Regions from separate parts of the Mus musculus genome. Here regions 1, 2 and 4 are each linked to region 3. A link is a loop called in an ENCODE intact Hi-C map of the cell type or tissue named here. Cell type or tissue: heart. All regions are shown on one strand. Links, peaks and the distances in the headings refer to the core of each region. The heading gives the core; the rest is flanking DNA. Region 1 overlaps Cnih3 (cornichon family AMPA receptor auxiliary protein 3). Region 2 overlaps Dnah14 (dynein, axonemal, heavy chain 14). Region 3 has its middle 14 kb from the start of Gm39718. Region 4 overlaps Gm33669 (a long non-coding RNA gene).

What was found. Hi-C counts contacts between places; a loop is a spot of excess contacts. Peaks named below come from ENCODE experiments on the same cell type or tissue, not always from the same donor. Only the 100,000 strongest peaks of a DNase experiment are listed, where the experiment ranks them.
Region 1: a loop joins it to region 3, with 2.4 times the contacts of the local background. A loop is called at or near these places in 8 of 42 quality-filtered maps.
Region 2: it touches region 3 in a loop (7-fold over the local background); 19 of 42 quality-filtered maps call a loop at or near these places.
Region 4: a loop joins it to region 3, with 3 times the contacts of the local background. A loop is called at or near these places in 3 of 42 quality-filtered maps.

What each region holds. Positions count from the first base shown.
Region 1 is chr1:181,377,385-181,383,697 of GRCm38, forward strand. The region is part of intron 1 of Cnih3 (cornichon family AMPA receptor auxiliary protein 3); the gene reads left to right. Among named protein-coding and RNA genes, the nearest start is that of Cnih3, 28 kb to the left of the region's middle. In heart, for the core only: a CTCF peak has its summit at 2,454 (motif pointing right); no DNase peak of the experiment used is centred there; H3K27me3 peaks cover 1,544 bases.
Region 2 is chr1:181,614,459-181,619,458 of GRCm38, forward strand. It overlaps Dnah14 (dynein, axonemal, heavy chain 14), which reads left to right. Exons shown (of 87, transcript NM_001377039.1): 13 at 925-1,039; 14 at 1,376-1,640; 15 at 2,135-2,180; 16 at 2,267-2,364. Among named protein-coding and RNA genes, the nearest start is that of Gm33612, 10 kb to the right of the region's middle. In heart, for the core only: CTCF peaks have their summits at 1,903 (motif pointing left) and 3,077 (motif pointing right); no DNase peak of the experiment used is centred there.
Region 3 is chr1:181,270,174-181,276,486 of GRCm38, forward strand. No RefSeq gene overlaps it. Among named protein-coding and RNA genes, the nearest start is that of Gm39718, 14 kb to the right of the region's middle. In heart, for the core only: a CTCF peak has its summit at 2,875 (motif pointing right); a DNase peak (open chromatin) is centred at 2,888; H3K27ac peaks cover 1,004 bases; H3K27me3 peaks cover 512 bases.
Region 4 is chr1:181,878,870-181,885,182 of GRCm38, forward strand. It overlaps Gm33669 (a long non-coding RNA gene), which reads left to right. Exons shown (of 4, transcript XR_865801.2): 1 at 1-107; 2 at 1,767-2,111; 3 at 2,357-2,425. Among named protein-coding and RNA genes, the nearest start is that of Gm33669, 3.6 kb to the left of the region's middle. In heart, for the core only: CTCF peaks have their summits at 2,225 (motif pointing left) and 2,931; a DNase peak (open chromatin) is centred at 2,812; H3K4me3 peaks cover 368 bases; H3K27ac peaks cover 912 bases.

The DNA.
Region 1 (6,313 bases), core at 493-5,492, 110 kb after region 3:
CAGACACTGCACCTGTTAGATGGCAATAGGTCTGGTCCCACTGCAGGAGCCCAGCATAGGAGTCTGGTGAAATGTACACCTCTGGGCTCACTCGTTATTTCCCTGCAGTAGCAACTAGACCTGCCTGTGCCTGACAGAGCGGGGAGCCCTTCACCATCCTCCTGACTGGGCCCTCTGGACTTTCTGCTGGCCCAGAAATCTCTGCTCCCCTGTCCTCTGCACTGTAGTACAAGGTTCTGGGAATGTTCATAGAGCACTTCTGGTGGAGAATCAGGTCTTCCTGCACCTTCCTTCCTACCTGGTCCTGCCCAGGCTCTGAAGGAAGCTAGGACCAACCATCGCTGTCATTACCAGTGTCGTGATACTGCTGAGCACACGAATCCCACAGGCAGGGACTCTGTTCACACAGCTCGGGCACAGCCCAGGAACCATGTTGAGTAGCCTTTCTCCAGAGAGACACAGCTCACTCTTCCTCCTCCCTCTCTGCCCTTCCCCAACACACATCCTTTCTTCACGCTCTCCATCCTTAGCATCTCTTGTCACTGGACAGGTATGAAAGCCGCAATCCTGAATCCTCTCAACTGCCCAGACACCCACTCTCCCACTGGCAGCTGATAGCAGAAGAAACTGGTTGTCCATTAGAAGATTGGCTTCTCAGGGGAAGGGAGGATGGGATGGGCGTTTCTGGGACAGAGGGAGGGGCGGGGGAACCGGGAAAGGGGCTAACATATGAAATGTAAGTAAAGAAAAGATCCAATTAAAAGAAAAGAAAAAATTAAAATTATTAAGTTAGATCTATATTATAATCACCCAGAATAAATATTTTTATAAAAGAAGAAGAAGAAGAAGAAGGAGGGGGAAGGGGAAGGGGAGGGGGAGGGGAGAGAGGGAGAGGGAGAGGGAGAGGGAGAGGGAGAGGGAGAAGGAGAAGGAGAAGGAGAAGGAGAAGAAGAAGAAGAAGAAGAAGAAGAAGAAGAAGAAGAAGAAGAGGGGGAGGGGGGAGGGGGAGGACTGGCTCTGGCTTCTGGGTGTGCTCCTTGACTTGTCAAAGATGAAGATGTGACATCTGCGTCCCTGTGTATCACATAGAACAAGAATGAGACTTCCACTCCTCCTTCCATCTTCTCTGTCCTCTCATCCTGGATGATGATGGATAAGCGACAGACACTTGGGTTATTTTTGTGAACCTGGCAAGAGCTGAAGTTTCCTTCTTCTGTATCTTAAGGCTCCATGCATTTGCTCACTTCAGTGCCTACGGCAATGACCAAGAAATAATTGCAACGATGGGATTATCGGTCCAGCCTTGGATCTCTGGTTTAGAAGGGCTGGGTAGGCACAGCCTTGTTGTAGAGAGAGTTGCTAGCTAATATTGTCCCACTCACACTGGTGCTCCTTTTGGAGGTATGAAGGACCGACACCCCCCACAGTGACGGCTCATATCAATGGATCGCTGACTCTAGCAAGCCCTGTTCTAGCGGGGGGGGGGGGCACAATTCACTGAATCTTACCCTGTTCTATCAATGCCAATCCCAGCATTATGCCCACCTTCCAGATGAGAAAAGGGAAGCACAGACAGGGAGTGGCAGAACCAGGCCCTAGGCCTGGCAATGAACCAGAGCACAGCCCCAACCACGGTCCTGCCTTACTCTGCTAGGCTTCCTGCCTTCTGTGGGGATAGAATCCACAGGATGTTTTCCAGGATCTATTAGGTTGAACTCCAGATATCAGAGTCGCTTGTATGGCAGGAGGAATAAAAACAAACAAACAAACAAACAAACAAACAAACCAACCAACGTTGGTTGTGATAACTGGTCTGCCATTTTGGAGCAGAAAGCCCCACCATCTGATGGGAGAGACAGAAGGAAGAGGTGGACCACTGTGAACCGATGACATCAGAGTTGGGAGCTCCCCAAGTCCTCAGTGAAGTGTAGTACTGTGGAAGATGCTTATACTTAAGAGAACTGAACTAGAACAACACTGGTCCTGTGTGGACCCGGAAGGCCAGCTAGCTCGGCTGGCGTGACCTGGTGGGTAGGGTAGATAGGGTGGTTCAGTGGGTGAGAGCTTGCTGTGGTGAAGACCAGCCTCTCTTTACTGCTGCTCTGGTGAAGTTACTGGGGTGTCTGAATCGTGGTCCAGGCTAAGTGAGGCTGAAAGGTCCACGAAGCAGGTTCATTTAATGCATGTTTAGCTTCTCAGGGTTGAAGGAGACGTTAAGTGTCTCTGGTGGGTGATTTAGCACTTACGGCGGTCGCTATGGAGATGGACTATAGAGTGCCAGAGAGTGGGGTAAGTGCTAGATGGTGTGTGAGGGGCCTTTCTGTTCAGGAAAAGCACATGCCAGGACGCCCACCCAGCTTTACCCTCGTTCATCTGAGTTTTTCAAGGCTGCTGTAAGTGATGGGCCCTTTATCTGGCCGGTTCTCCGCTACCACACTGTAATGCCCATCCCTTGCCACTAGAGGGCTGAGGTTTTGCACAATGACAGGGACACCTTCGAGTTCATGGGTCTCCAGAGGAGCTGAGGAGGCCAAGCAAGGTAGAGTCTGAAAACTGACTTAAAGAGTAGATGAGGTAGCACCGTATCTGAGCGGGGTGGGGGTGGGTGGGTGGCTTCTGTGCTTCCACCGCACCCTGTGTGAACAGTGGCTGTGGTCTGTGTGGCTGATGGAGGCCATACATGTGTGATCTTGGCAGGTAGCTGTGAGGTTGGGGAGCGAATGTATGCAGTATAAACTTGCATCCATTTTCTTTCCCCCTCCATCTTTCCCCTGCCCCCCACCCCCTGCTTCCTCTTGGGCTGTTTCTTTGAGTTTTACTTGGCATCTGGTCATTTCTCAGTGTTGTAAGGGGTTCTCAGGCTCCCAAGGTGGGTAGCCCCGTTCTAGAAGGCCAATCGAAAAAGAGGTGACAGAGAGGTGGCTCTTTTGTCCAGTACTGTGCTGGATTGTGTCCTGCTACAGAGTCTGCTGTGACACATGTCACTGCTGTGACAGATGCAGAGCCCAAACTGCCAAACATTTCCGAACATTTCCTGCTGCTCCGTCCAGGGCCATGTTGTTCCCATAGTATGGATGGTGTGTTCTCGGTGTTCCTCAGTGTGCGGATGCTGATGAGACTTAGGTCCTGTTCCAGCTTAAGGGTAGGCAATAGCTGGCTCTCCTTCACGGTGACAGAGTATCCAGGACATTCGGCTCAATGGTGGGGGGGGGGGGAGCATTTGTTTCAGGTTATGGTTTCAGAGCTTTGAGTCTGATGTCACTTGGTCTTCATGCCTTTTGGCATGAGGCAGCAGAGAACATTACGGTGGGAGCTTGTGGTGGAGGAGGCCTGTGTGCCTCCTGGAACCGGAAGCAAAGGAGGACACAGGAAGTGACTGGGGCCTCAATATCCCTACGTCTCCAAAGACCTAACTTCCTTCCACTAAGCCCACAGTTGTGAGTGAGCTGTGAAGAGGAGGGGGGAAGTAGGGGAGGATGGGGGGTAGGGGGGATGCCTTATGGAATAAAAATGAACTCACAAGCCATACTAGTTTCTTTTTTAACTCACAAAGTACTACCACTACCACTTAGTAGCCATGACTAGTGGTGGTCACATGTTCTCTTACTCCAATAGTAAGTATTCTCAGGCCATTTATTACCCTGCCCATGATGATATTTAAGTATGGGTTGCAGAATGGCCAGGTCTGCTGACAGATTGGCCACTGCTGCCCTAGTGTGAGGTGTTCCTTCTTATACCTTGTTCAAGCAAGGGCATTGCATCTTTCCTTGGTCTGGTGTGTTTGATAAGTTCATGAGTCAAACTCTCCTAATATAGCTTAAATATGCTCACATTATCCTGATTTACTGTTAAGACTCCTACTATGTAAATAATTTGTGTCTGTGTCTCACGGCTTATCTTATGGACAGAGGATGGCTGTCTCCTCCCGTAAACAAAATGTAGAGAGGATCAACTTCAGCATCTGCATAGAGTGGGCCAGAGTCGGTCCAGCCAGGCTTGTCCCCTAAGCTGCTGTTCTATGTAATTTGCAGTCAGTTAGAATAGGCTGCAACCTGGCCTCTAGACCCTTCCTAAAGGTTCTAGCACCTTCCAACACACCATCGACTAGGGCCTAGTATCTAACAGATGGGCCTTGAAACTCACCCGGATCCTAGCTCAAATGGAGTACAATGTGTGAAGCAGGCACAGGCTGGAAGGCGTGCGTGGTGGCAGGCACGGCTCTCACTGTGGCTAGAGCATACTTCCATCTGTCGTAGCCTAGAAATCTAAAGACAAGCATGTCCCAAATCCAGGCGCTCTCCCCACTCCCACACCATGTTTCCCTGCCCCAGTGGAGGAGTCTATGCTGTAGACAGTTCTTTCTATAGCCTTCTCTCCCTGAAGGAGTGAATCAGGACTAGAATGGCCAAAGGGCAGGAAGCAACAGGGAGAAAGAGAACGGAAGCGTGGATCATGTTTAATTCATAAACCAAATAATCTCTCGCCCTTGGCAATGTGCAGGATACTTCTCACCCTGCAGTAGGTGGCTCTTTCAGGAAAACAAGTCGTGTTTAATTGCATTTATATTTACTGGGCACCCATTAGTTAGCCACTGTATTGGAGACCGCAGGCATATCAAAAAGATAAAAGTCAAATCTTCAGGAATCCTATGGTATAAGATGCTACTTGAACATAAGATAGCAGGGGCCAGCAGTGCAGATTCACTTTTGTTATTGATGAGGAGACAGGCACTCTACTACCGAGCTGCATCTCCAGTCCCAAGGACATGTTTGATTGGGGACATTACAAATGTCACATTCATGTGTGCATTTTAACACACTAAAGTGAGGAGAAACATGGCTAGCCCAGCCCATCAGGACCTTTAGGCTTGTCTGTGGAGTATGAGCTTTGGGAAGTGTGAAGATGTGCTGAGTACCTGACTAGCCTCCTGCTTGGATCTGGGTGGGGACTTAGGAGCAGGTGAACACTGAGAAAGCAGTTGCTGGTAGGGACCAGGGTTTTTGTGTCCCAGACCGTGGCAGGAAATTCTTGCCCAAGACCAGAGATTGCAACAAGTTGAGCCTTAGCTTACCTGAGTGAACCACACGGAGCTGGGAATTGATGCAAAAAGCAAGATGAATGTATTGTCCCAATGTATTGGGGCCACCTGAAGGAGAGATGGGGACCCCTACCCCCACCCCAGTCCATTTGGTCAGTCTTTATACAGTTTTTTTCAGAGCAGCAGCCATTAGGCACAATGCGATTGGCAGAACAGTGTGACTTTTAAATTGATTGGTCTTTGGGGAATGAGGTGGCAGGGTCTGTTGTGCGGAATGTGTTTACCTGGTCTAGACCTCCCCCACCTGCAGGTCTGGTCCTCCCGCGGAATGTTAATTAGCTTTCCCCTTCCAGAGGAGAAGGGTCTGGTGGGATTTTTCAGAAAGGTCCTGCACTGACCTTTTCAAACGGAAACTATGAACTGGGCCTGAGCCCTGAGGAGAGAGCGAGTGCACAGACTTGCATAGCTGTGCTTAACCTTACTCACAGGGCCAGAGAGGAGTGGGGCAGAGGAGAGGGAGATTAGCATCTGGGTGGCACAGAGATAAAAGGAGGAACAGATTGGGAGCAAATGAGGTGCTAGGGAGAGGAGGACACATCCCAGGTATGCCAGAATGTCTGCTGGCGGCCCATGCTTGTGTAATAAATTGCAAACTCAGGGCTGGGTGGACCGTGTGGCTTCACAGGTCAGCAGCATGGAGGTGAGACACAGGTTACAGCTAATGGGGCTTTGGGTACTGGCAGGCGGGGCCATGGTCTTAGAGGTCTGTTGATGTGTGTGTTCTACTCTGGATGTTTGAGTTTGAGCCTCCGCTGGGATGGGGGAGGAGGCCATGAATCGGCATTGAGTTAGAAGAGAGCTAGTGGGGCTTACTGAGAACTCATCCGCTAGAGGTAGCCGTGAGCCCATGGGAAGGGATGAGTTCACCAAAGGGAGGAGCAGGGGGCCAAGGGAGCACCGCTCGTGAATCCTTCTTATCACAGGGCTGCTTGGTGCCAGGGTCTCCGACACACAGATACCAGTTAGGCATCCAGAGCACCAGCAGGGCTCAGAGAGAAGCTTGCATGCTGAGATGGCGTTGAGGTTAGAAGTGTGGAGTACAATCACTGGCCATAGCCTTGGAAGACTCTAGATGGAGGGACCCTTGCAAGGGCATATTTATATTCTAGTGTATGGCTGTACTGTCAGTAAGTAAGCAAGGCCTTCCAGGTTCTGCAGGGCAGTCAGGAACTGTTCTTCCTGGTTGGGGAGGAAAGAAGGGTTGCAAGTCCCACA
Region 2 (5,000 bases), core at 1-5,000, 340 kb after region 3:
GTAGCAAGAACGTATGGGATTCTAATATCCTCACCAACAAAAATCCAGTCCAGTGAGCACAAGGTAATCTCTTGTGATTTTGATTGGGTTTCCTAATTGTCAGTGATTTTTAAGCATCTTTTCTTTTCTTTTCTTTTTTTTAAGATTTATTTTATTTATCTCAGTACACTTTAGCCATCTTCAGACACACTGGAAGAGGCCATTGGATCCCATTACAGATGGTTGTGAGCCACCATCTGGTTGCTGGGAATTGAACTCAGGACATCTGGAAGAGCAGCCAATGCTCTTAATCGCTGAGCCATCTCTCCAGCCCTTAAGCATCTTTTCTTATACTTATCATCCACTTGTATGTCTTTGGAGAAAGGGCCAGTAAAATTGTTTTCATTCCCTATTTGTATGCCTGTGTTTGGGTGTGGATGTGGATGTGTGTCAGGGTCCATGGTCAGAGGTCAGAGGACAACCTTGGATAATTGTCCTCAGGTACCTTGCCCCTTTTTATGTGTGACAAGGTCTTTTACTGGCCAGAAATCTGAGCATGTAGGCCAGGTTAGCTGGCCTGCGAGCATCCAGGGGTCTGTTTCACCCTCCTATTTGTGTCATCGTTGAGAGTGCAGATATGTTGTAGCCATGCCTGGCTGTTATGTGCTTTCTGATGGCTCAAACGCAGGTCTTCACACTTACAAGCTGAACACTGCTGACTGAGCCTCATCTCAGCCCTTTCTCCATTTTTTAACTTACTTTGTTTGTTCTCTTTCTTCTTTTCTTCCTCTCTCTCTCTCTCTCTTTTCCTTCTTTCCTTCCTTCCTTCCTTCCTTTCTCTCTTTCTCTCTTTCTTACTGTTATATGAATTCTTTATATATTTTCATATTAAATAGTAAAATAAATGATTTCAAAAATAAATTTCCCTCCCATTTCTCATTCTAGAGACAGGAAGATCTTTTCTAGGAAGGAATCAGACGATGATGAATTTGTTCTTTCAAGTTTAACTGCTCCTTCTTTTCAAAGCTCACAACCAAAACTAGACACCGATGTTAAAGAGGTAAGGTGCGCCTCAAAACCACTAACATAAATTTCGATACAAGATGAATAGCAAGTTCCAGAGTTAAACATTCAGTTAACAATTTCTTGCCACACACACATATGTGCGCATACACAAACATACACACATACACATGCGCACATATGTGCCACCTTCTCCCATTGTAAAAAGTTGCAATAATGCCTTCCAAATTGCCCACTAATACTAATTTCACATTTCATCTTTTTTGACATGTAAATATGGTTACAGTTTATGATACTACCTAACCTTTATCACCACCAGTTAACCGTTCTATTGTATGTTGTTCTTGCCTTGTGGGCACATTTGCTACCTTAGACTTTTAACAGTCATCGTGTGGCAATGGATTTGAAGAAAACCTATGCTCCAATATTTGAGATCAGCCTCTGTCTGAGACTTCCCACTATGAATGACTCTCCAGAGGACCTGGAAGGGAATAATCAGAAGTCTGAGAACTGTGAAGAGTCTCTGGTGTGTGATGAGGAGGAACTGGAGAACCGAAAAAGAACTTCAAGTGAAGCCATGCTCAGCCAGTACAACCAGCCGAGCAAGTTTGGCACCCTCCTGAAACGCATCCTTTCAGGTGAGGCCGGAGGCAGCGGGTGGCAGCTGGTAGTAAGGAAAGAAATTTAGGATTATGCCATGTTTGTTAGTTATGCCACGTTAGCATACTTGCTAAGGGGAGCAATGACAGACCACGAACTACCTTGTGGTACATGCGAGTGGTAATATCATTCACTGTGAACCACTTACACTGTCACTCTGGCCTTCTGGGCTTTCATTTTCAGGATGAGTGGCACCTAGAACGGCTGCTAAAAGCCCAGGAGTGCCACCTGGTGGTAGAATATGTGCCTAGCGTATGTGAGGCCCACAGGAAAGGAAAAGAACACAGTCTGGGACTCTGCTCCAGGTGTCCTATCAGAGTCTGGGATATGATTCTGGAATTCCCCTTCCAGACAGGCTCAGCGATTGATTCTCAGGTTATTTAGAAAATACTGATATATATTAAGTTGTTGTCTTGCATTTTAAACTGTTAATAAATTTTTACTTTGTCTTTGTTTCAATAAATTCGAATAGACTCAGGACTCCAGCTTGAGTCTGATCAAGAACGCTTCTATAATAAGTACGTATTGACCATTTTATAAGCATCTGTGTTCTGTTGGGTACTGCGATCCCTTGAATGTACTCTTATGTATTGTTTTCTCTCAGATTTTTTGAATTCCCAACAAACCTCTTTATGGAACCCAACAGACTGGACTTTTCGACACAATTCCAAAATATGATAGCAACTATAGAAAAGTATGTCAGTAAGTATCCAAAAGGCTTGGTGCCTTCTATGGCAATCTCTTTTAAATCAATGCATTTGATGCTCTTAGTGATACATATGGTAGATATAAATAAGAGATCATGAGTCCCAGTGCTTGATCAAGCAGTGTTTATTTAAAATTATTTGAAGATGATGATGATTGTGTGTGTGTGTGGTGTTAGACTTTTCTCAAGGAATAGAACTGTAGAATAAGTTACATGTGTGTACATATAATATCTATGAAAAATTCCCCTAAATATGTATATATGCATACACACACACACACATATATATGTGTGTATGTATATATATACATATATATATATATGGATTCATATATATATATATGTGGATTCATATATGCATGCACACACACACACTCACATGGGGATTTATCTAAGTGGCTTATAGGCAATATTGTTTGACTAGTTCAATATTAGCTGTGTTGCAGTGGAAAGGCCTAGAATCCAGTAGTTGTTCAGTCCGAGAGACTAAATATCTTAGCCGTCTCAGTAGGTTGCTAAAGTCCCAGGAACGTCCTAGAGAGTTGCTGGTCTTCAGTCTATATTGGAATTCCAAAGAAGCAGGTTCTAACACCAGTGAAGGAGTGTCTCAGCAACAGGATAGTTGAACTTGCCAGCCAGAGTGAGGGCAAACAGGTAAAAAGTGAAAGCTTCCTTCTTCCATGTCCTTTGATGTGGACTGTGCTGCCACCAGGGGGCGTGCTGCCCCAGGGGGTGTGGCCCAGATTTAGGGTGCATCTTCGCAGCTCAGATGATCCAATCAGTCCCTCACAGGATTGTCTTTTCATATATTATAAATGTACTTACATTGGCACCCAAAATTAACCCACATGCACATAAAGAAAATGCATAGAGCGTTAGCATCAGGAAAGCCGCTCAAGGCTTGAGTTGTGTGAATTTTATGTCATAGCATTCATTACAAAGACCTTGTTCCTACCTTGAATACATTTTAAATGATTATTTTTTTCAGCTCGATGAATATAATCTAAGATTATATGACAGTGTCCATCCCCCACAGTAAGTTTTAGAAAAAAATTTAAGCTAGTAGGACCCTTAGCAGCTCAGTTGTCTTGTGACAGTGTGCTGAATTCATGCTTTAGCATGGTGCACTTGTTCCCTGTCCCCGCCCCCCAGGAATTTCTCACCTGGACTTAACTGCTTATCTATAGAAATAATAGACGTGTATCATTCTCTACTAATGTTTTTTTAAATTTTGGGTAGAGATTCATTTTGAGGACATAGGTCCTCTGGCATTCTTTCCATAGATTCTTTTTGCCACCTAGATTTTCTTTCTTTCTTTTTTTTTTTTCTTTTCTTTTTAGATTTAAGTTTCTTGGGTTAAAAACATGTGATTGCTCTCATGTCTTTTTTTTTCCTCAGTATAAAATGATTTTGTCATGTGATTGTTTTGAAATTTTCATTATAAAATAATTCAAGGCTTCTGTGACCATCACTTACACATGCTTGTCACGTGCTTTTGCTACCCATGCTGTGGTCGTCAAAACCACGCACCCAACAGTACGCTGGGGCCATTGAATCAACAGAACCGATTTGATTCTTGGAGCTGCTTCCCGCCTGTCTGCTTTCTATTCCATGATCTGGAGTCCAGACTCACATGTCACACTCAGTTCACTGGACCCTTGGGTCTTCCCATCTAGGACATCTCCTTTTCTTCACTTTTATACTAGTTATCTGCCGGGGGGGGGGGGGGCAGCCCCAGTGTGGGGTGTTTCTTCTTTCTTGTCAGTTCTTGAGGCAGCGGAGGGGGGAAGAGCATAGGTGGAGGGTAAGACTTTGTCTTAAGAGTTTCTGGGGTAAGACTTTGTCTTACGAGAAATTTAAGGTTGCTGTATAATAAAAAGTTTGCTTATCTAAGTCTAAGTTACTATGCTGTTGTAGCTGACCTGCCTTCTGTGTTCCTCTGAGGCCAGAATCTGCAGTCTCTGGCACTCAGCACCCCATCCTGAAACAGCAGGAGATTGAGTAAAGGATTCATTGCTAGACCTTTTCCCTATTGTCCAGATGCCTCTTGCTTGTCAGGTTAGGGGGAAGTTTGGAGCAATAAACTTCTATTGAACCAGGAGAAGAGAATAACACTAGCAGAAGGAAAAACTTTTACATAAGCAAATATGCATAATCTCACATAAATTCATATTCAGTTTCATTCATGCTCATTTACTCATTTTCATTCAAATCCAGTTGGGCCCAGCTTGCATGCATTCTCACAATTACATACTTACACACACACACACACACACACACAGGTATACATTCTTACAATTACATACTTACACACACACACACACACAGGTATACATTCTTACAATTACATACTCACAGACACATCCATACTTAGATATACACATGGAGCAAAAGACCAAGCACCGGTGCAGAAAGAACTCACTCATTCTGGATGAAAAATTCACTCCAATCTTCATTACATAAAGAAAAAACTTCTACATTTTTAATGCTAAATGAATTAAACCCACATTTGTAAGAAAAAATGCTTTGTTTCTTTTAATAAGACTAAACCTGCCTTGTCCTTACCATGAGACCTGTTCTGTCCCATGGTAAGGAGAAGCCTGCCTGCCCCTTCGGCTCTCTGTGACATCTT
Region 3 (6,313 bases), core at 801-5,800:
CCCGCAGTTCTGGTTCTGGAATGAGGGATCTTCCTTGCGCCAGTCCCGAGTTTTTTTCTCGTCCCGGAATTCGGCACCAATTGTTATTAGACGCGTTCTCACGACCGGCCAGGAAGAACACCACAGACCAGAATCTTCTGCGGCAAAACTTTATTGCTTACATCTTCAGGAGCCAGAGTGCAAGAAGCAAGAGAGCAAGAAGCAAGAGAGAGAGAAAACGAAACCCCGTCCCTATTAAGGAGAATTATCCTTCGCCTCGGACGTGTCACTCCCTGATTGGCTGCAGCCCATCGGCCGAGTTGACGTCACGGGGAAGGCAGAGCACATGGAGTAGAGAACCACCCTCGGCACATGCGCAGATTATTTGTTTACCACTTAGAACACAGCTGTCAGCGCCATCTTGTAACGGCGAATGTGGGCGCGGCTCCCAACAGTCTGTCAAGAGCTGTGCACGTGAGACTGAGAAGCAAGGTCAGAGAGAACAATCAGCCCTTGCCGTCCTCGCCGGACCTTGGCCTCGATGCCACAGGTGGATAGACAGGAATTTAAGACTGGGGCTGGAGAGATGGCTCAGCAGTTAAGAGCACTGACTGCTCTTCCAGAGGTCCTGAGTTCAAATCCCAGCAACTACATGGTGGCTCACAACCATCTGTGATGGGATCTGATGCCCTCTTCTGGTGTGTCTGAAGACAGCTACAGTGTACTTACGTATAATAAATAAATAAATCTTAAAAAAAAAAAGAATTTAAGACTGGGTTCTGGGCCTGTACAACTAAAGCCCACAGACTTGTGGGACTGTGGATTAGGGGGTCTCTCACCAGGCTCCCCACAAATTCCCATGACTGTCCTCATGCAAATAGGTGCCTGCTCTTCTTGAGGTGGTCACAGAAAAACAGCTATTCTATGCCACCGCAAGCCCAGCATTTACACAAGCCTGGCTGTGCATGTAAGATAGAGGACCAGAGGACATGGCTGTTCCTGAAGGAGATCTCCATTTGCCTATGGAAGGAGACATCTTCACCAGGGCTTGATGTGAGGGTGGGAAGGCTGGCATCTTGCCACACTGCACCCTGAAGCTATTACAGCATGTGGGGAGACGCTACCTCAGCTCTGCTCAGGCTGGAGCCTGAGTCTCAGATGCACTCTCAATTCAGCTTGTAACTGTCAGTGTGAGGTCAGGCCAGGCACGGTCTCCACCAGTCTGTCACGTGCCCTTCTGACTTTTAGGAGGTGACAGGAGGTGCCATTAATTCATGTTTGTCAACTGCTCAAAAGTCCCCAGACAGAAGGGTTGCTCATGCAGAGTGAGGCCTGGGCCGGTGAAGCTCTGTGACAGCTGAGTGGCCGCACTGGTGTCACCATGTCACATGAAGACACTCATCATCTCTGCTTCTTCTCTGGAAATATCAGTTAGGAAAAAAATTAAATATAGAGCCACACAGAAAATAAGATAACGAACAGCCTGTTATCTTTAACCCAAAATGAATAAATATCAACACTTTCACAATTAACATTTTACTAGAATGAGAGAGAGAGAGAGAGAGCATGCCCGTGAGAGAGCAAGCTGTGAATAAAATCAAGGACAGGTGGCTGTTGAGCAAAGACTCTAATCTACCTTTGGTCCTTAAAATAGTCTTACTAACAACATTCTACCAATGTATTTTGGACTTCAAAAACTTCTTTTATGATTAAATTTCAATTCTGTGGTGTGTGTGTGTGTGTGTGTGTGTGTGTGTGTGTGTGTGTGTGAGCAGCCGACCCTGGTTCTCTGGAAGGAAGAACAGCAAGCACCCTAATGGCTGAGCCATTTCTCCAGACCCACTGACCCTTGTTTGTTTTGAAAGACAGGAGTTAAACATTTGCACATTCTCACCGTACCCCACCCACCAGCCTGTCACCCAGGGTGACCACTGTCACCCAGGGCGCGTGTCCTCTATGTCTACCTTCCATGTGTGTAATCGGACAATGCTAGTGGACAGCGTGGGGTTGGGACCAGTCAGGGCTGAAGACTGGGCCTTTTGCTTTAATTGTGCTCTCTGGTCTCTGTGAACCTCAGTCCCTCCATCTTTACTCCTCTTCTACTGGGGTAGGTTTTTGACCTACAGCATTGCTGTTTCTCTGGGGAATGGAGGCAAATTGCTGGGCTCAGTAAATGGTAGCAAGTACCACTGGCCATTTCACCCTTTCTCCCTCCCCTCCCCTCTCCTCCTTTTTCCCCTCCCCCCTCCTCTCCCCTCTCTCCTCTCCCTCCCCTCCTCCTTTCCCTTCTCCCTCTTTCCCACTTTCCCTCTCCCTTTCTCCTTTCTCCCCCCTCCTTTCTCCCTCCCTCCCCTCCTCCTTCCCCTTCTCCCTCTCCCTCTTTCCCTCTCCCTTTCTCCTTTCTCCCCCCTCCTTTCTCCCTCCCTCCCCTCTCCCTCTCTAGAAAGTTCCTGGAGAACAAGGACCCTGTCTAAAGCCCATATCCCTTTGAGCCACTCCTGGGGTCCCCAGGTCACTGCTAGGCTGACTGGCTGATCCTTACAGAATGTCTGGAAGCTTTTCTGTGTTTGTTCAGGCTCCTTTGGGGTTAGCGCAGAAACCAATTCTGCTTTGGGGACACCCAAGAACTCTGAGTCTAGAGAGGAGTGACTGCCCTAAGAGATTTGGAGTTTTTTTCCCAGGTCCTGCTTCTTCTCAGGCTTCAGGTGAGCAGTGTAGTGGCGTGGGAGAAATACTGAGAGCCACGCGGTTTGTTGGCACTTCTAGGCTCCACTCGGTTTCCTTTGCTTTCTTGGATTCTAGCCATTGAGGGTTCAGGTGCCTTTCTGCAAGATCCAACCCTAACCTAGAGCTCGCCCGCGGTGAGCCTCCAGGGCACCGATGTCCGTCTCCGACAAGGGACAGAAGGGGGCGACAAACCCGCACAGTTGGCCGGCGGACCATGCCGGGCAGTGCCTGAGCCCAGAGCCATTCTCCCCCTTTTCCCTGGTAACTGGACACTTCTTGTAGATTCCCACAGCACACAGTAGAGTGCACTCTTTGTGAAAACACCCCCGCCCCCCGCCCCCCCCCCCGCCCCAGGCCTCGCCTTCACAGAGTAGCAGAGGCTGTCACCCTACACAGCAGAACCATCTTAGATTCCTGTTAGTTCTTAAAGCAAGGCCAGAGCTTAGGACCCCAGGGGTGATGCTCTAGGGCAGAGGTGTGCTTGTCCAAGTCCTGCAGTTGTTTCAAAGGCTTTGCAATGATTTCATTTGTGCACAAGCTGGGAATAGCTGCAGAGTTTTGACCCCAAGCATTTAAGGTCTTTTAGCCCAGGCTGTCCTTAGCACATTTCTGAAACTCCATCTCCCCAGTTGCGGACACACAAATCTAGCTATCTTACGTTTACTTAGTATTTTAACACCCATTTTTGTAAAAACTACATAAAGACACCAACTATCCAAATGCAACGTTAATATTTTTGAAAATTATATATTAAAGAATTAACATCAGGCAGATGAGATGGCTCAGCCTTTAAGAGCCGGTACTGCTCTTGCACGAGGGGCAGCTCCCAGCTGTCTGCAACTTCAGCTTCCGGCTCATCTGAGTCCTTGGTTTGTCACAGGCACCTGCACTCATGTGCACATGCCTGCCCCACTTTGCACATAATTTAAACACATCTTAATTAACATCAACATAGAAGTGCTCCCGGAGCTTCCCCCCCCCCCCCCCCCCCCCCCGCCGGCCACTTTTGTTTCTGCGTCTGCACAGGCCAGAGGACTGGTCTGTCTCTAGTTCTTCCATATCTCAGTGAGTCACAGAGCTGGAATTTGACTGGGGTCTTTATGGCTCCAAAGGGCTAAAAGTCCAGTTAAACTAGCAGATCTCTGACAGGGTTGGGAGGCAGCCACCCATTTATGGTGCTGGCAGCAGCTGTGTGTTTGGACAGATGCTGATGGTCCATCGCTATAGGGTGCCTTTGATCTCTCCGGATATTTATGTTTCTTATGATTTTTTTTTGTGATAAGGAATTTAAAATCTCTTCTAACTACTTTGAATTATACAATAGAATACTGCTATGAACATTGTCCTGTGTAATGAAGTATCCGAACCCTTTCCTCCTGTCTGGCTGAGACTACGTATCCTATCCACTAGCCACTCTTTTTAATGCCTCCCCCCAGTGCCTGGGTCCTTTCCCAGCCTCTGGACCACCATTCTAGTTTCTACTTCTGTGGGCTCAGCATTTTCAGCAGAGTGAAAGACGCAGTGTTTGTCTTTCTGTACTTGGCTTAGTTCCCTGAATATTATGTGCCCCAGGTCCATCTGTGTTGACCACATGACAGCCCGATTACATTTTAGAGCTGAATAGATATCCCATCCTGTGTGTGAATGTAAATGTGTGCATGTATGGGAAAGAGAGGAAGATGCCACACAGCTTCTATGAGAAATGCTCATTCTGATCATTTCCTATATGTATGTTCGTCAGTCAGTCAGCCCATCTGTCTATGTATGTATGTATGTATGTATGTATGTATGTATGTATGTATGTATCTATCTATCTATCTATCTATCTATCTATCTATCTGGTGGTACTGTGATTGAACCCAGGGCCTTGTGCTGCTAGGTAAGCACTCTACCAAAGCGCTATACCACCACTTGGATTGATTGACTATGGTTTGTTACTGTTTCTGTGTCTTTGCATGGTCTGGTGTTAACCCCTTATTGGCTGGGTAGTTCCCAGAGCTCCACTCTGTAAGTCGCCTCTTCACTCTGACAGTTGTCTGTCTTCCGTGCAGAAGCATTCACTGTGACCTCATCCCATTTGTCTAGTGTTGATGTCTGTGCTTTTATTCCCATGCTTAACAAAAATACTTGCCCAGACTTCTGCCATAGGACACTGGCCCTATTTTTTATTTAAACGATTCAGGGGTTTTACATTTAAGCCTGACTCCATTTTGAGTTCCTCTTTATTGTGCTGGGGTTGAATCCAGGGCTTTGCACATGTTAGGCAAACATTTTACCACCGAGCTACATTCCCAACCTATTGATTACATTTTTGAGCCAGGTGGTGGTGACACATGTCTTTAATCCTAGCCTGGTCTACAGAGCTATGTCCAGGACAGCCAGAGGCTACACAGAGAAACCCTGTCTTAAAAAATCAACCAACCAATCAGCCAACCAACCATTCAACCAAAAAAAAAAAAAAAAAAAAAAAAAAAATCCAAAGGGTATGTATGTCCTTGGCACCTTTGTTAGAAATTAGGAATTATTTGGCCATGTGTGCTTTATTTCTAGGTTCTTCCTACATTCCATCTGTATTGGCTGGTTTTGTGTGCCAACTAGACACAAGCTAGAGTTATCACAGAAAAAGGAGGAAATGTCTCCTTGAGATCCATCCCTAAGGCATTTTCTCAACTAGTGATCAAGGGGGAGGGCCCATTGTGGGTGGTGCCATCCCTGGGCTGGTAGTCCTGAGTTCTAAAAGAAAGCAAGCTGAGCAAGCCAGGGGAAGCAAGCCAGTAAGAAACATCCCTCCATGGCCTCTGCATCAGCTTCTGCTTCCTGACCTGCTTAAGTTCCAGTCCTGACTTCCTTTGGTGATGAACAGCAGTATGGAAGTGTAAGCTGAATAAACCCTTTCCTCCCCAACTTGCTTCTTGGTCATGATGTTTTGTGCAGGAATAGAAACCCTGACTAAGACACCATCTGTCTGTCACCGTTTCTGTATGCCAGTACCAGACTGTTTACATTACTGTAGCTTAGGAATATGTTTTAGAGTCATGTCTTATGGGTCCTCTAGCTATATTCTTTTTGCTTAAGATCATTCTTTTAAACCATTTTCCTTTTTTTCCACTGAGGATGTGAGCCTCCCTGGCAAGAACGGGGAGGGTTTGGATGAGACTTTCTGAGGGGGTTAGGAAAGTGGCTCCCAAGCCCATTTTGTCCCCAATGTCAGCAGCAAGCAGTATTGAATGTGACCTCATGGCAGGTATATGTGCATTTAATGCAATTCTGTGCCTCTATTATAGCAGCAATATGTTATGCACATTGTAAAGCACATGTTTAAGTATCAATTAAAAATGTGGGAAAGATAATGCAAGTGTACTTTGCAATGTCCTGCTTTACTACAGTCATTAATGAATATCTCAAGGGCAATTTATACTTCGGATTAGATTTCTTATTCCCAATATGAAAAGCAATATTTCAAACCGAGCTGGTAACTTACACACTGTTAACTTGTGAGACATGAGTGCTTGTCATCGTTGTCCCTTGTAATGTGACGGATTAAAGACCTCCCTTCCTCTCATATGCCTTGTCTCACATAATTACTACTCAACCAAGATTTTTTTTT
Region 4 (6,313 bases), core at 679-5,678, 610 kb after region 3:
GGAGGATCAGACATTGACGGTGCCACAGAAGCCAGAGATCTCAAACATGAAGATGTGCGGACAGAGGGATACACTGCGGGGCACACTGACACACTACAGCTTCCACGGTGAGATGGTTTTTATGCTTTGTTTTGTTTTTATGTCTGTTGTTTTGTATATGTGTGTTTTATTTTGGGGAGGCAGTTTGCAGAGGCAAAGGGCGGGTATGAGGGGACAGTGATGATAAGCAGGACTAGGGTTCATGATGTGACATTCTCAAAGAATCAATTAAAAAAAAAAAGCTGCCGGCCACCAGGCTCTCCCAGTGTTGCAAGTACCTGTTCCAGAGTCCTGGCTCCTCCCACCCCTGCTCACCACCCTAAACCTCTCCAGCCCCCCCCCACCCCCCCAGCTTCCTTCCCCTTCCCCTTCCCCTTCTTCTCTTTCCTAGAAAACCCAGTTATTTTGGCCATGTATTCTCTTGGTTCTTCTCTTGGTCTGCCTGCCTGTTGTTGTCCTTTCTTTCCTCTATCTTCTCTCTCCCTCTCCCCCCTCCCTCCACTCCCCCCCCCCCCCCTGCCGTGGCCCTGTTCCTGTCTCCTGGCCATGTCGCAGCTATTTCCTTTTCTCCCTGCTCTGGATGCTTCCAGATGTCTCTTTCTCATATCTACAATAAAAACCATCTCCTCAGACATACCTAGGAGCAGGCACGTCCTCATTCAGTTATAACCATGCTGGGTCTCAGAGAGCATGGTCCACCTGTCCCCAGAACACTTTGGTTTGAGGGAGCACACAGCACACATTGTCTCTGTAGGGGCTTTGGGTTCTCAAGTGTGTTGAGTTTCTTGGCTCTCAGCAGGAAAAGCATGCCAGGACCTAGGGAAAGGGGCTGCTTCTACACACACACACACACACACACACACACACACACACACACACGCACACGCACACGCACACGCACACGCACACAGAGAGAGAGAGAGAGAGAGAGAGAGAGAGAGAGAGAGAAAGCCCAGCTTCTCAAACCGTGGTCATGACTCTGTATGGGACGGAGCAAATGTTACATCAGAACTAAAGACTCAGTGCATCTCCAGCATTTTGGGCATCGATCAACTGTGGTGCAGAGTGTGGCTTCCCTGCAGACTTGGTTCTGAACACACATGTGTGCTGTGCACCGTGTATGACCTGGTGTCTGAGCGGTAGATGCTGCCTGACCCCTGAGCTCAGATCTGAGATAGGTGCAATACAAACCACAGTGTTTTCACAGCACACACACGGGCTTCTGTTCTTACCCAAACATGGAGGCTTAATCATGGGAAACAAACACTTTTGATATTTTCCCACTGACACCCCTCAGCATGTATCCCACAAATGTATCTCTGGGTTGTATTATGTAAGCATATTTGATTTTCAGATTTGCTGTTTGAGCTGCTGTCTTGAATTTCATTTTAAAAAAAAATCATTAAGTGAATTGTGGCTCTGAGACTAAGACAGAATTCCCCACAATTTCTGAAATGGCTCTAGACATATTTCTGCTATTTTGAATTTACATTGCCTCTGAAAAATACTGGAGATATTCCATGTTCTACAGTGTGAAATATATAGCCAATGTCATATTCCTTATGTAAATATAACAAACCTCTATACAAACTTGCTTTCATCCTTAATAAATGCTATAATTATATGTATGTCTAAGAATCGCTTTTAAAATTTCTTTGTGAGTTATTACTTGTAAATGTAATTGTTTGCTTTTTTTTTTTTTTTTTTTTTTGTCTCTATATTGCTAGGGTCTCATACAGGGGTGGCGAACAGAAAAAGTTTAAGCCCTGCCCTAAAGACTAGCCCCCCCTCCCAAATACTCCCATCCCCCTCTCTGGAGCAGATGGCCTGGTAAGTTCTGGCAGGCACCTGGGGTTACTCTGTGCTCTCCCTGTACCCACAGCCAGTGCAGGTCTCAGTGTCTCAGCACCCTGTACCCACAGCCAGTGCAGGTCGCAGTGTCTCAGCACCCAGACCAGGCAATGAGTATTCCAAAGCCCGGAATGGATGCGATCTACGTCCCTCATCCGGGCCCCCACTGCCTGGAGGACTGTGTGAAAGAACTTCCCAGCCACCAGACTACTGTGGACCATGTACCTCAGCCAAGTAAACGGAGACAAAGGGATAGTTGGTGGGAGATGGGATGAAGCCTGAAACCCGGGACCATCTATAGGTGTAGCTCTGTTACAGCGCCACCATGTGGTGAGCTTCAGAGTAAGGATGGTGTGAGAGGGGTCGGGGTGGGGTGCGGGTGGGGCCTGAAAGCCTGGCCTCTAGGCTGAGGGACCTACCTCTGGGAAGCCCTTTTCAGATCTTCCTTAACCCAGGTTTCATGCAGCGGCCCCAGAGGGACTTGAACCCCTGCCCAGCTGGCGGACCTCACTCCAACACTCTCTTAGGACGCAAGGTTGGCGGGAAATTTCTGTCTCATAACTCGTACTCTGGCAGGAAAGTCCTAAATCCTCAGAGTAAGAGACTAGAGGCCTAGATGGGGTCCTGTTCTCTGGGTGAAGGCGCCTAGCGTTCAGTGCAGCAATGGATGGGGAGAGAGAAAAGTGGGTCAGCTTCTTGGTGGGGGAGGGTGAGCCCAGAGGATGCGCCAACTAGGGTCATCCCAAGTGTCGTTTCAGCAAGGAAATTCGGGAAGAACCGCTATGCCGCAGAGGCCAGTCTGCACAGGGTTGGCATGAGGCCCTGGCTACTGGCTTTGACTTGAGAAAGAAAGCACAGACCAACATACACCTGGCACTGCACCCAGTCAGCCAGCCCTGGGTAAGCTGGGTATTTGGCAGCACTCCTCCTGGGAGCCCAAGTGAGAGGGAAGTGAGCCGCAATTTAGCGAGGTTGAGTGGGACCGGAAACAAGATGTGGCAAGCTCTGGCAGGTCCCAGGGTGGGCCTAGAGCGCCACCTGGTTTTGGACTACCGATCATCAGGCAAACACCGTTTTCCTGACCCATGCACCATCTTTGACACTGGTCAGTTATCTGGCTGGAGGCCAGAGCTTTAGTGAGAGTGGTAGCCTCTTCCCCAAGCCCAGAGGGTAAGGCATGTCTTTGCCTTTCTCAGCCAAGTTGGGGGGCGGGGAGCAGGAAGGATGAAAAGATGAAGGAATCCTTTGTGCTTTGACAGTGTCCAGGCAGGAAAGAACAGCCTTTCTAAGGATGTAAAAGCCATCCATGGGGTTGCCCATGGCCCAGCAGGGAGAGGCTTTCTCTGCTGGGCAGTTTAAGGACAGCCTGCTTCCCGAGGCAGCAATGCAGTGCACACTGCCCTCTGGGCAGTGACCTGGGCTTTGTATAGGCACACAGATCCCCAGGGATGGAGAACAGTGAGGGACTCTTGAGCATAGCCTGAGGTCAATGTGGCAGAGACGGGACCTCTGAGCTCAGGAGTTCCTAGGTAAACTCTGGGTGGGAGGGATCCCTGAGATGGAACAGTGATGCACAGTCCTCCTCAGGGAGGTGCAAGCTGGTGTTAGGCTTAACTTGATGTGGGAAACAATGGCTGGCTGTGTGTTCCCAGTTCAGCGTTAGACAGCTGTTCCTCCTGCAAGAGACCCTCTTGACTGACAGGAAAGGGCAGTAAGTCCATGGGCTATAGCTCCACGGTAGAATGCTCATTTAGCACCTGTCAGACCCATGGCAGAAGAGCCCCAAGACAGGAGGTGTCACTCCATGCCAAGCCCCACCCAGCTCTGACAAGAAGATCCTAAACCCAGCGTGGTGGTGGCACACACCTTTAATCCCAGCACTGGGGAGGCAGAGGCAGGTGGATCTCTGTGAGTTCTGGGCCAATCTAGTCTAAGTTGCAGGACAGCCAGAGCTACATAGTGAGAGTCTATCTCAAAACAACCACCAAAAACGTAGGAAAAGGAGGAGGAGAGGGAGAGGAGGGAGAGGTGGTCCTGAGCATGTCAAAATCTACACGACATCGGTTTTTTATTTTCTCATTTCAACTTCACCACAGCCTTGAGGAAGCAGGTTGGCCTAGATCTCTACCATTGTCCTCTGTCAATGTGGGGAAGCCTGGTCCCAGGCCCTGGGGAAATCACTGTTTCTAAGGTGGCTCCTGCTTAGGCTGCCCAAGACAGTCTTGCCACTTCACTGCTGCCTGCACAGAATCCCCAGACATGAGACAAACACCTCAGCACGCAGGGCCTCAAATTTGGTGTCTGCTCACCCAGAGCTGTAGAGCCGCAGCCGCTCCCATCAGTCACCAGCCTAGGAGAGGGCCCAGAATCTGCACTTTAACACAGTTACACTCAAGGAAGCCCATCCACACTGGCTTCAGAAAGGCCCCGAGCACACAGGAACACCCGCTGCTCCCTCAACGTCTTTTCTTGGTGTTCACCTCTTCTGGAAGTCCTCACCAGAGCTGCTTCTTGGCCTTTTCTCAACAGATGAACAAATTGCTTTTGGGAATAGGTGTATGTCACACAATATTTGCGATAAAATCATTTTTACTCTAAGGTTACTGTCAACCTGAAATTTAAATGTAACTGAGCATCTGGGTAGTGTCTCTGTTGTTGTTGGTGGTGGTGGTGGTTTTTCTTGGCGTCAATTTTTGGTGACAGGAAGTGGACACGGGACCTCGCACATACCAGACACATACAGGCTTTCCCACACTGATCTATACCTGCAGTCCAATTTCTAATTAACCACTTATTTCTTGTTTTGTTTTGTTTTTAAGATTTATTTATTTTATGTATGTGAGTACACTGTAGCTATCTTCAGACACACCAGAAGAGGGCGTCAGATCTCATTACAGATGGTTGTGAGCCACCATGCTGGGAATTGAACTCAGGATTTCTGGAAGAGCAGTCGGTGCTCTTAACTCCTGAGCCATCTCTCCAGCCCTAACCACTTACTTGTTAATAAGTTAAATGAGATCTGTTTATTTTTATTTTATGTGCATGGATGCTTTGCCTAGATGTATGTCTGTCCACCACGTGTGCCTGGGGCCTGTGGGAAACAGAAGAGGGCAATGGAAGCCCTGGAATTGGTGTTCCAGGCTATCGAGAGCCACTGTGGGGTGCTGGGAAACCCAGGACAGCTTCTCCTGTACCACCCAGGACAGTTTCTCCTGTGCCGTTGAGTTGCTATCTCTGGCAACCCTACACCCGTGGGACTTCTGGCACCTCGACCCTGAGAGTAGGCAGGCATTAGCTGGAGCCTTCAGGGCCATAGGAGGCTCAGCAGAACTTCCTGCCCTAACTCTAACAGGGAGGAAGAGAAGAACAAACAGCTACAGAGATTAAGAAAGCATTTGCTTCCTTGAGACAACTCGAGGGAAAGACTATTTCCAACTCTAGTTTCTTTCATTTGTCTCACGGAAATGGCCACCATGGGAACACAAAGCCAGAAGCTCCTCCGGGAATCTGCCAGTCGGGGACTCCAACGTGACTGTTTCAGCAGGATGTCCCCAGGCACTTCTGCGGGATGCTTTAAGTGCCTGACTTGATGGGGTTTTATTTTCTACAACTTACTATTTTTTTTTTAACTTTTGCTTTCTATATATTTAGAAATTAGCCAGGCAGTGGTGGCACATACCTTTAATCCCAGCACTCGGGAGGCAGAAGCAGGCAGATTTCTGAGTTCAAGGCCAGCCTGGTCTACAGAGTGAGTTCCAGGACAGCCAGGGCTACACAGAGAAACCCTGTCTCAATAAAACAAAACAAACAAACAAAAAAAAAACAAAAACAAAAACAAAAACAAAACAAAACAAAAAAACCCACAAAACACAAAAAGAAATTAACTCATTTGAAATTACAGCTATTCTAGACTGTTCTAATAGAAAGCCCCCGGTGACCACAGCAATCTGGAGTTGGGAAGTATTCAAGGTTGAGTTGTTAGCCATCAGTCCCTGTGCAGAAGTCCTGATCCCAGGAGCTGGGAACGTGACACATTTCTAGGGCTTGTCTAGACCAGGGGTTCTAAACCTTCCCAATACTGCTATGACCCTTTAACACAGTTCCTCATGTTGTGGTGACCTCAACCATAAAATGACTTTTGTCGTTACTTTCTAATTGTAAATTTGCTACTGCAAATGTAATGTAAATACTTCTGGAGATAGAGGTTTGCCAAAGGAGGTTACAACCCACAGGTTGAGAAGCACCCTTCTAGATAGACTGAAGGAGAATGGGTTTGATGGAGACACCAATGTGAGCTGGTGCTTTGTAAAGAGCAACTTGTGAGGCTGGAGAGATGGCTCAGAGTGCCTGCTGCTCTTACAGAGGACAATCCCATGGCTACCGAGGAACATTTACATCCACGGGCCAAATGTCCCCACACGGC